3 separate regions of the Homo sapiens genome follow, and regions 1 and 2 are each linked to region 3. A link is a contact called in ENCODE Hi-C or POLR2A ChIA-PET data. All regions are on one chromosome and are shown on one strand. Each heading gives the region's core, a stretch centred on a gene start or an enhancer-like site at or near the end of the contact. The rest is flanking DNA. Distances are from core to core; before and after follow the strand shown.

Region 1 (3,378 bases), core at 879-3,378, 150 kb after region 3:
GCGCTGGGCCGGGGAAGGGCCATGAGCCAGGACTCCTGCTCTAGCTGCCAGGCCTGACTTGCATTTTCTTTAGGCTATTTCCAGGTGTTTGAGCCACTGGATTTGGAAATGGAAAAGTGCTTGCTTCCCAGGACCATGAGGATCGAGGAGAAGAGAAAGTCAATAAATTCATGCTGTGGTGGTTTGGGGACCAAGCCCTTATCTCAATGATCCCCACCTTGAGTGCTCAGTTACGAAAAGAGGCTCAGAATGCAGACACCTTTTGCTACTTTGGACTGCAAGTTCCTCTCTTTGAAGCCCTGCAGCTCTTAAGGTTTTCTGCGACCCTACCAAGGAAATGACCTGTGTGAAGCAAGAAGAGATTTACACCAGGAAGTCCAATCTGGAGTTCTTTCTTGGATGTCAAGAACTTTTACTTGAGCCTTTGTGGGCCGTGTTCCCTGCACCTTAGTCCCGCTGTAAGTGATGTCAGGTCTAGGAGGGCTAAGGTGAAGGAGAGGGAAGGAGGAGGTAACAGCATAAAAGAGGCAGAAGTTCAGCGGCATCATCAGTGAGTAAGGATGCACAAGATTTGAATAGGGTTGATTGAAGTGATGAATTTGATGAGAATACATGAAGAAAGTGAGAGTAGAGAAGGGACATTCATGCTGTATGTACACTGAACAAAGACTCAGAATCACAGAGATTTGGGGTTGCTCTTGGGGTTCTTTGGTCCAACGCCTCATTCTGTGCCCAGACTCCCTCCTCAGCAGCCCTTCTAGGTGTTTCTTCAGCCTCAGCGCACACACCTGCAGGGAAGGGGAGCTCCCTCCCTCCCAAGGCAGCTCATTTCTTCCACGGACAGTTGGGGCTGTCAGGTGTGTCAGAAAGTTCTTCCTTATCTGGAGGTGGAATGTGCCTCCTTCTGGGTTTCCACCCACTGGTCCTAATTCTGCCATGGTAGCAACACAGAGCACATCGACTCTTTTTCTGTGTGGCAAGTCCTTTGTTATCTGAACACAAGGCTCATGGTGTCCCTTGGCATCTTGCTTTTCCAAGGTCACCACTGCCCTGGTAGGGGGTGGGGGTTATGGCTGTCATCCTGTTGGTGGCCCATCAGCAGTTTTCTATTCGCCATTAGAGTTAACCTTTATTAGTATAGATAAAGGAGTGCTGACAAGACCTCTTTTCATGCTCAACATCCACTGAGCACCTCTTGGCAGGTGGGGAGGGAATCCAGCCTTGTGCCAGGTGCTTCTGGAAACCTAAGGGTAGCAAGATGTGATTCTTTACATCGAGAAGCTCAGGCTTGGTTAGGGGGGACAAAATAGGTGACCTCTGGGTGCTGTGTATTGGGCTTACTTTGGTGAGGCAGTAGCTATCCAGGGGTTATTGCAAGAGCAGAGTGAGTGAAGCCCAGAGTGGGAGATCCTGCAGATGCCCCCTTTGTCTTCTGGTGCCAGGATCCCAAAGGCATGGGCGATGTGGCAAGAGGGGGGCTGGAGGGAATGTAGGCCCACATTGTGGGAGTCTCCCACCCAGCTCTCGGTGAATGGCATAACTTATGGCCCTGCCTCAGTCTCTGTCCTTGTTTCCCCATGGGCTACTGAGCTGAAAAAAGGGGCTGGGGATGGGGGGAAACAGCCCTGGAAATAGCCTCTTTCAGAATCATTAGGCTGAAAGGTGAAAGCTGGAAACTGCTTTGTCGATTGTTTTTAAACTCTCTGTCTTTATCTTGCTGGTCCCTGTCCTCTTTCTTCTTTGCCTCCCTCCTGCCGCTGCGCATCTCGCTTCTGGGCTCCGGCCGCAGCCCCCCTCCCTCTCGGTACCTTGCAACAGGCTCTGGAGATTGAGCTGCGCCTCCCGAAGCAGCTCCTCTACACTCGGGGGCCTGCCCGAGGAGAGGAACACGTTCACTGGCTGTCGCCATGACGACCTCGAGTGGGCAGTCGCTGTCGCATTTTCCCGACCCGAGTTAGCTGCAGCTAGGGAAGGAGAGAGTCAGTGAGAGGCGCAGGCGAGCTGGAGGGGAGCGGCGCGCGGCGGCCAGTGGGCGCCCGCGGTTCCCCAAGGCCCGCCCCTGCGTGGGGTGGGGGGAGTGCGAGGCTGCGCTTAAAAGGCGGGGAATCGCCGGCCGCAAGATTTTTCCTCGACAGATCCTGCCGCAGTCCGCTCCCTCCCGCTCCGCTCGCCCCTGCCCGCCCGCCCGCCCGGTCGCGCGGTCGCCGCCGCCACCGTGTCGCCCGCATCCTCCGCCTGGCGCCTCCGGGCCCCGTGCCTCCGCCCGCCCTCTCCGGCCCCGGCGACGAGGTAACGCGCCCTGGGCCGAGCCGCCGGGCCCTCCGCCCAGAGCGCCGCCCTCCGAGCTCGCCCCGGTGGGTGTGGCCCGGCCTGGCCCGTGCCCCGCTGCCGCACTTCGGTCCCTCCCGAGCCCCGCCGCCGCATTTCGGCCTCCTCCGGCCGCCCGTAGTTCCAGTTCCCCTTTCCCCACCACGGAGCCCCAGGGCCCCTGGGCTTGTCGAGATGTCTGAGGCGTCAGGAAATCTCAACAGCCTCCGCATGGCGAATGTGGCCCTGCGCGAAGAATTAAATGCCCTTCGCGGGGAGAATGCCAATTTGGGCCTCCAGCTCGGGAGAGCCCTGGCCGAGGTTAATTCCTTGCGGGGCAATGTCTCCAGCTACATCCGCTGGCCAGTACCCATAGTGCCCGTCCTTGCGGAGGAGAACTTGGAGTTCGCGCTCAGTGAGATCGAAGTCATTCCCGGGGGAGAACTGCCCTTCTTGTGCCGGCCTCCCCCACGCGCGGAGCCCGACTGTATCTCGGATGATCTTTTGATTAACGTGATCCAGGATCGCAGCACCCCCGACGGGCCCGCTGACCCCCCTCTGCTGCCCATCCCGCCCCCGCCGGCGCTGCCTCCGCCCGCGTCAAAGGAACCGCCCCCGCAACCCCCTCTGGCACCGCTGGAGCGGCCTGAGATAGAGCCCTTTTCAGGAGACCCAGTCTACCTGGCTGAATTCCTGATGCAGCTAGAGACCTTCATAGCCGACCATGAGGTTCATTTCCCCGGGGGCGCCGAGCGGGTGGCCTTTCTGATCTCCTTTTTCACTGGCGAAGCCAAGGACTGGGCCATCTCGGTCACCCAGGAAGGAAGCCCCTTGCATGCCAACTTCCCGCGCTTCCTGGATGAAATCCGTAAGGAATTCTGTGGCCCCATCCCCCCACGTGTGGCTAAAAAGGCCATTCGCAAGCTCAAGCAGGGCCACTGTACCCTCGGCAGCTATGCAGATGCTTTTCAGTTCCTGGCCCAATTCTTGTCTTGGGATGACTGCCGCCTCCAAAACCAATTCCTCAAAGGCCTGTCGGAATTCTTCCGCAAAGAGCTCTTATGGTCAACA
Region 2 (3,094 bases), core at 302-2,801, 180 kb after region 3:
ATGTATATGTACAAATAATTACATTTGTCAATTTTAAAACAACTTAAAAATTGGAAGCAAACAATTTACCTTTAAGAGGAATTCTGCGTTCAACATAAAGCTAGAATGCCATATATTATCCTATACAATTTTTAAGTACTAAATGCTTTTTTCAGATTAAGTCTAGCAAGCTGATTTCTGGACTGAAGGACTGACATCATACTGCTCTACAGAGGCGAGATAAGGAGAAATGGACCCTCCATACATTGTACCTCACCAGCCTTGGGATTGGCTTTATGGGCTCCAGTGGCCCAAGTCCTGGGGACACAGTTAGCTAAAATATCTCCTTGCCTCTTCCTCACTCCCAAAAGTTAGTCCGTCACCAAGTTCCGTTGATTCTACTTACCAAATCTGTCCAGAATCTGGCCATTTCTTACCATCAGCACTGCCACCACCCTAGACCAAGCCACTATTGCAGGCAGAAGTCTCCTAAGTGGCCTCCCAGCCCCCTCTCCTGCCCTCTGGCTCTACGAAGCAGCCACAGTCAGCTTTTTAAAAGAGCAGCCCTACTGCATCTCCCTTCTGCTTGGACCTCGGATGAGGAGATCTTTGGCTAATATGTCTACCCCTGTGACCTGAAAGCTCAGGGTGCCAGCAGGAACCCTGTCTGTTTTGATGACCACTGTAATCTCAGGCCTGGCCTCATGCCTGGCATGTAGTAGACACTTATTTGTTGAATGAAGGAATGGATTTTAGCAGTGCACATTTGTACAGTGCTTTAAAGGTAACAAAAACTTCATTTGATGCTCAGAATAACCCTGTCATAACCCTGTGTTATTGCTCTCATTTTGCAGATGAGGAAATTGAGGCTCAGAGCATTGCCTATGTTGGCAGAGTTAATGCAGAGCATATTGAAATCCAGGTCTATGGGGGTCAAAAGCCCATGCCTTTCTGGCTAAACCCCTCAGAGAGCTACGGGAGTGTGGAGGGCATGGAGTTGAGAGGCACTTTGATATTTCTTGGCTGTATAAGGGGCTACTTTACTCAGGCCTTCAGGGCCCTAGAGGCAAGTCCTGTGGGGATTCCCTGCCAACCAGCCCGGGAGGACAATGGATTCTAAATCAGGCTTTCCTGGATGACTACTCTAACTACAGTGACCTTATTTTCTGAATCTCAAATCAGAATTCTTGGTCTGACAAACAGAATAAAATACTTGAAACTGGGACTTTTCTGGAAAATCCAGGGCACAGAGTTGCTGTACCTATACCACATGGCAGCTACATAATGGGCACTTCTTGGCAAATTCTGACCCAGACACCTTGGTCTATCACATCTCAAGAAGATTTCTTTTACATAACAAAAGCTGTTTTCTGGGCCTCACCCCAAATTCTTTCCATCTACATTTCTTGTTTGCTCGTTTAATTACTTCCCTTACTTGCTCTTATCTTTCCTGTTTACAGCTTTCTTCTCAGTCTGCCCGAAAGAGCTTCTAGGTCCTGCTTGCTGATGGATGCTATAAGCGATTGAGAGAAATCATAAGCAAAAGTGCTTGGGAACCATGGCAACAGGGGCCATGGCAACAGGGGCCAAGCACTGAGAGACAGCCCTTCCTGGTTTCTGTTTTAGACCAAGTGGTGCTGATAAGGCCTGATGGTCCCATTGTGTCTGCTAATCAGGCAACACTGTTAGCAGGAGGCATTATGGCAAAATTCTGGTTTCAGAAAGAGCTTTGCAATGCTCTTGCTTTACTGCACCCTGCGTTGCAATGGTGGGCTCATGGTAAAGGGCATTGCCAAATCCAGGGTTGAATCTAAAATTTGCCCCAATTACTCCTCACATGTGGTTCAAGTATACTTAGAGCTCCATGATGGACAGGCAGGCAGGTCCCAGTGTTAGGGTGACAACTGCAAAAATTTGGTTATCATTCTCTTGGGCCTGGAAGTCGAGAATCATAAGGTTACTCAAGCAATAGATCCTAAGGATTTATACTGATGTCTGGGAGAGAAGGGGCTCTTAGTGAATTGGGGTGCAAAGTCTCTTCCCATGGAGGTTATCCATCTCTCTGATGTACCAGGTGCCCTTGAACAAAAGGGTGGGCTCTGGAGGGGCTGTGAACCTGCCCTGCCTTTTTCTTGTCTTGTTTTTTTTTTTAGATGACGAACTCTTTCAAGCATATGAAAAAATATCAGGAACAAATTCATTTCCCTTTATTTGCCCCAGAACATTTTTCCTAAAGAAATAAAATACTACAGCTTGAGTCAAAGCCCCCTGCATGTTTTGAAATGTGCTATGTATGTGCTCATAAACAATAAACTATACAGTATGGGTTGTATGTTCTTAAACTGTATAAATTGCATCAAATTGTCCATACCATTCTTTGCCATCATGAACATTCACAGCATATATGCCATCATTCACCTGTCTCAGAGTTTCTCTAGGGTATAGACCTAGGAGTGCAATAACCGAGGTAAAGGGTGGAAGTGTAACTTCTTAAGCCTTTTTGAGGGTAATATTCTGGTACTTATTTAAAGTAACTATTTATACACTGTTGGATGCTGTAACTGCACTTTCATAAAGCTATACTAGGGCTGGGCACGGTGGCTCACACCGGTAATCCCAGCATTTTGGGAGGCCAAGGCAGGTGGATCACCTGAGGTCAGGAGTTTCAGACCAGCCTGGCCAACATGGTGAAACCCCGTCTCTACTAAAAATACAAAAATTAGCCAAGCGTGGTGGAGCACACCTGTAATCCCAGCTACTCGGGTGGCTGAGGCAGGAGAATTACTTGAACCCAGGAGGTAGAGGCTGCAGCGAGCTGAGATCATGCCACTGCACTCCAGCCTGGGCAACAGAGAAGAGTAGGTTTTGAAAGAAAGAAAGAAAGGAAAAGAAAGAAAGAAAGAAAGAAAGAAAGAAAGAAAGAAAGAAAGAAAGAAAGAAAGAAAGCAAGCAAGCTATACTAGGGGAATATTCACACACACGCACACAGATATAAGTCCAAGGATGTTCATTGCTCCATTGCTAGTAATAAGGTGAAAATGGAAGCATCCTCAACATCTATCAATGGAAGGTGAGGCAGACAACCTGTGGGTCACCCACCCTATAGAATACCTTG
Region 3 (3,231 bases), core at 16-2,515:
CCTAGGTAACATGGCGAAACCCCGTCTCTACAAAAAAATAAAACTACAAAAAATTAGTTGGGTGCAGTGGCGTGCGCCTGTTGTCCCAGCTACTCGTGGGGGCTGAAGTGAGAGGATCGCTTGAGCCCGGGCTGTCTGTCGAGGCTGCAGTGAGCCATGCACTACAGCCTGGGTGACAGAGTGAGACCCTGTCTCCCAAACAAACAAACAAAAAGAGCTGACTCCCTCGGAACAAACTAGCTTGGTGGGGCTTGAGCTTTGAAGTTTGGGATTGGGGAGAGAGAGCAATGGAGCCAGATAAAGTTCAGACCTGCTCCCTTACGGCAGGAAACAGAGGGCCAAGGGCAGTTTCGAAGCAGGATCAGATCTACATTTTAGTTAGATATAACCAGACGATTTCTAATATCCTCTCTCCTCCCTGAGTCTCTATAAGTGCCAAATGCGTTGTACAGGAAGCAAGGGGGAGGATGTCAGAGTTCAAGCAGAGAAGCAAGAGGGGGTTAAAAACGTTGTTGGCTCTTCCCAACTCAGTATGGGCTGCCTGGCTGGCTCAAGGGAACACAAAAAAGGGACAGACAAAATACGTTTAAGAAATAACATTAAATATTTATTAAAATGTATTCTATTGATTATATACAAGTTCTTTGTTTTGTTTTGTTTTGTTTTGTTTTTGAGACGGAGTCTCGCTCTGTCGCCCAGGCTGGAGTGCAGTGGCGCGATCTCGGCTCACTGCAAGCTCCACCTCCGGGGTTCACGCCATTCTCCTGCCTCAGCTTCCCGAGTAGCTGGGACTACAGGCGCCCGCCACTATGCCCGGCTAATTTTTTTGTATTTTTTTTTAGTATAGACGGGGTTTCACTGTGTTAGCCAGGATGGTCTCGATCTCCTGACCTCATGATCCGCCCGCCTCGGCCTCCCAAAGTGCTGGGATTACAGGCGTAGAATCATCTGTACGTGAGACTGGAAGTAAGCTCACTTTGAACTCTCCTTGAGGCCAGGGATGTTGTGTAGCTCATCTTTGTATTCCCAGCACCTAGCACAGAATAAGGCACACAAGAGGCGCTCAGCAAATATGGGAGGAGGAAGGGCGGAAAAAGGGGAGGGAGGAAATCGCCCTTAGGAGACACCCTCTTTCCGCGGCGGTTCCTCAACTCGGGACTTCTGACCTCCCACCAGCAGATGGCAAGAAAGAGTCCCGGCGCGCCAGCAAAGGGCTGAGCTGGGCGGAGCAGCTGAAAATCCGGCGCGCGCAGTCTCCAGCCCCAATTTCTACGCGCACCGGAAGACGGAGGTCCTCTTTCCTTGCCTAACGCAGCCATGGTAAGCCGTTTAGTTAGCGAGCTCTTAGGACGTATCCGCCTCCATCCTCCCCCGGCCGGGGCTGCCCGAGGTTTCGGGATTCCTACTGGGGATGGCCGGGCAGAGGCGAAGGGATCACGGCCTCCGTGGTAGGCCGGGACGGGCTCCAGGGCGAAGGGCGAACGCTGGCCTAGGGTTGGGGAGGCGCAGATCTGGTGCTGCTGTTGGGAAGGCCTCGGTTTCTGACCCGGCCATACGTCCTGATCCCGGGAGAAGCTGCTTTTCCTCCCGGGCCGGAGCCGCGGCTGGGCCAGGAGCTCAGACTGCGAGCCCGAGGTTGGTGGGCGCTGGGGGTGCCCGGCGGAGAAAGGTTTTCTTTGTCATTGCCTTTTTGGCACGGCCTGACTTTACCATACGTGGCCGGTAAGCATCTGGACACAGCATTAAAAAGGCTTCCTTACTCTTTTTAAAGTAAAATTGGTGTCAGCTTTTGGCTTTAGTGTACGAAGGAGCAGCACATGTGTTTGTGCGGATGTCAGAATCTTGTTCCATACGTGTCAAAAACAGACGGTAATAAATTGTGAAAACTTTAGAAACACAGGTAGACTCCTGGCTCATTTCTGTTGCTGTGCGTTTCACTAGTATGGTGTTCTTGAAAGACCCTAACCTCTAAGCAGATACAGTTTCAAACAGTAACATGGAAACACTTTAGCAAGGTTCTGAAAGATAGTAATCAGTAAACGTTCTGAAACATAGTAACCAAGAATATTCTCTGTTACAATAAGAAGGCTTGTTGCAGCTTATGGATCTCACGGTGTTTGTTAAATAACTGTGTTTGTTTCTGTTTTATCGGAACACTATACTTTAATATTGTCCACATTTTGCTGAAGATGAAACTAAACTAAGAGTTTAGTTTCACACTAGGTTTTATAAGCTGTTCTGAAACCTGATTAACAGCATTGCAATCTAAAACTTTCAGGCTCGTGGTCCCAAGAAGCATCTGAAGCGGGTGGCAGCTCCAAAGCATTGGATGCTGGATAAATTGACCGGTGTGTTTGTAAGTATCTTATATAAATATTTCCGTGGCCACTGTTTTTAAGTGTCTCCCAGGACTCATTTGGGGACCAGGCTAGGGGAGGAATATCTATTCTTGGCTTCCTCTGCCCTTGAAGGAGCTATACTATCTAGCTGTCCTCCACTTCCAATCGATTTAATATTTTTGTGCCTCATTTATTCCACATACCACATAGTACATTTACATGGACTCAGGATTCATGTTCTTAATGATCCTGGTCCTCTGACAGGGAAGATGCTATAAAACTTTAAGGTATGAAATAGTTTTGGATGCTTTTTACACCTCCTGTGTAAAAGTCCAAGTTGGGTGTAATATGGACGGTCTTGGTGTTCAGTTAGTGGATCTGGTGGACTAGGAGGTAGGTTTGAGTGCTTTAGTGAATCCCAACAGTGATTATCATTTTTAACGTTACAGGCTCCTCGTCCATCCACCGGTCCCCACAAGTTGAGAGAGTGTCTCCCCCTCATCATTTTCCTGAGGAACAGACTTAAGTATGCCCTGACAGGAGATGAAGTAAAGAAGATTTGCATGCAGCGGTTCATTAAAATCGATGGCAAGGTCCGAACTGATATAACCTACCCTGCTGGATTCATGGGTAAGAAGTTTTAAATACTCTGGAGACGCATATTGATGGCAGCCCTATGGTATCCAAATACTGTCTTGATCATTTTTCTAACCTTTGTAATCTGTCAAGTCTCAGAAACAAAGCCTGACCTTCCCTCTGTTTTTTACTTAAATAAAAAACATGCAAATAATCATGAAACGCTTTTCAAAACTAAATTTCGATTCACTTTTAAATTTTACATGCAGTCATGGGGTTTTGAAATATTGAAGATCTGGCCGTGATCTTTAATCTT

Evidence for each region. A loop is a pair of places that touch in the nucleus more often than their neighbours do. ChIA-PET counts read pairs that join two places held with the same protein, here RNA polymerase II (POLR2A). Pooled maps may share reads with other maps.
Region 1: a loop to region 3 is called in a map of ascending aorta, with 4 times the contacts of the local background. The contact joins the promoter of RTL5 here to the promoter of RPS4X in region 3. A Hi-C loop is called at or near these places in 3 of 168 maps with a recorded cell type or tissue (CD4-positive, alpha-beta memory T cell, ascending aorta and naive thymus-derived CD4-positive, alpha-beta T cell), 3 of 37 single-sample maps with no recorded cell type and 15 of 50 pooled maps. POLR2A ChIA-PET finds 5 or more read pairs at or near these places in 13 of 52 experiments (A549, A673, AG04450 and 10 more).
Region 2: a loop to region 3 is called in a pooled map, with 2.7 times the contacts of the local background. The contact joins the enhancer-like site here to the promoter of RPS4X in region 3. A Hi-C loop is called at or near these places in 1 of 168 maps with a recorded cell type or tissue (naive thymus-derived CD4-positive, alpha-beta T cell) and 7 of 50 pooled maps. POLR2A ChIA-PET finds 5 or more read pairs at or near these places in 2 of 52 experiments (PC-3 and T-cell).

The regions. Positions count from the first base shown.
Region 1 is chrX:72,130,665-72,134,042 of GRCh38, reverse strand. RTL5 (retrotransposon Gag like 5) reads left to right here and starts at 2,128. Exons shown (of 1, transcript NM_001405151.1): 1 at 2,128-3,378. The coding sequence starts at 2,503. It overlaps NHSL2 (NHS like 2), which reads right to left. Exons shown (of 8, transcript NM_001013627.3): 2 at 1,809-1,964. RefSeq lists silencers at 2,048-2,107, 2,268-2,337.
Region 2 is chrX:72,093,553-72,096,646 of GRCh38, reverse strand. The region is part of intron 1 of NHSL2 (NHS like 2); the gene reads right to left. Among named protein-coding and RNA genes, the nearest start is that of RTL5, 37 kb to the left of the region's middle. Within about 2 kb of position 1,551, at least 7 of the 41 ENCODE cell types and tissues checked have a DNase peak (open chromatin) inside an H3K27ac peak, as active enhancers do.
Region 3 is chrX:72,275,282-72,278,512 of GRCh38, reverse strand. It overlaps RPS4X (ribosomal protein S4 X-linked), which reads left to right and starts at 1,265. Exons shown (of 7, transcript NM_001007.5): 1 at 1,265-1,320; 2 at 2,279-2,356; 3 at 2,789-2,969. The coding sequence starts at 1,318. RefSeq lists enhancers at 1,446-1,515, 1,686-1,765.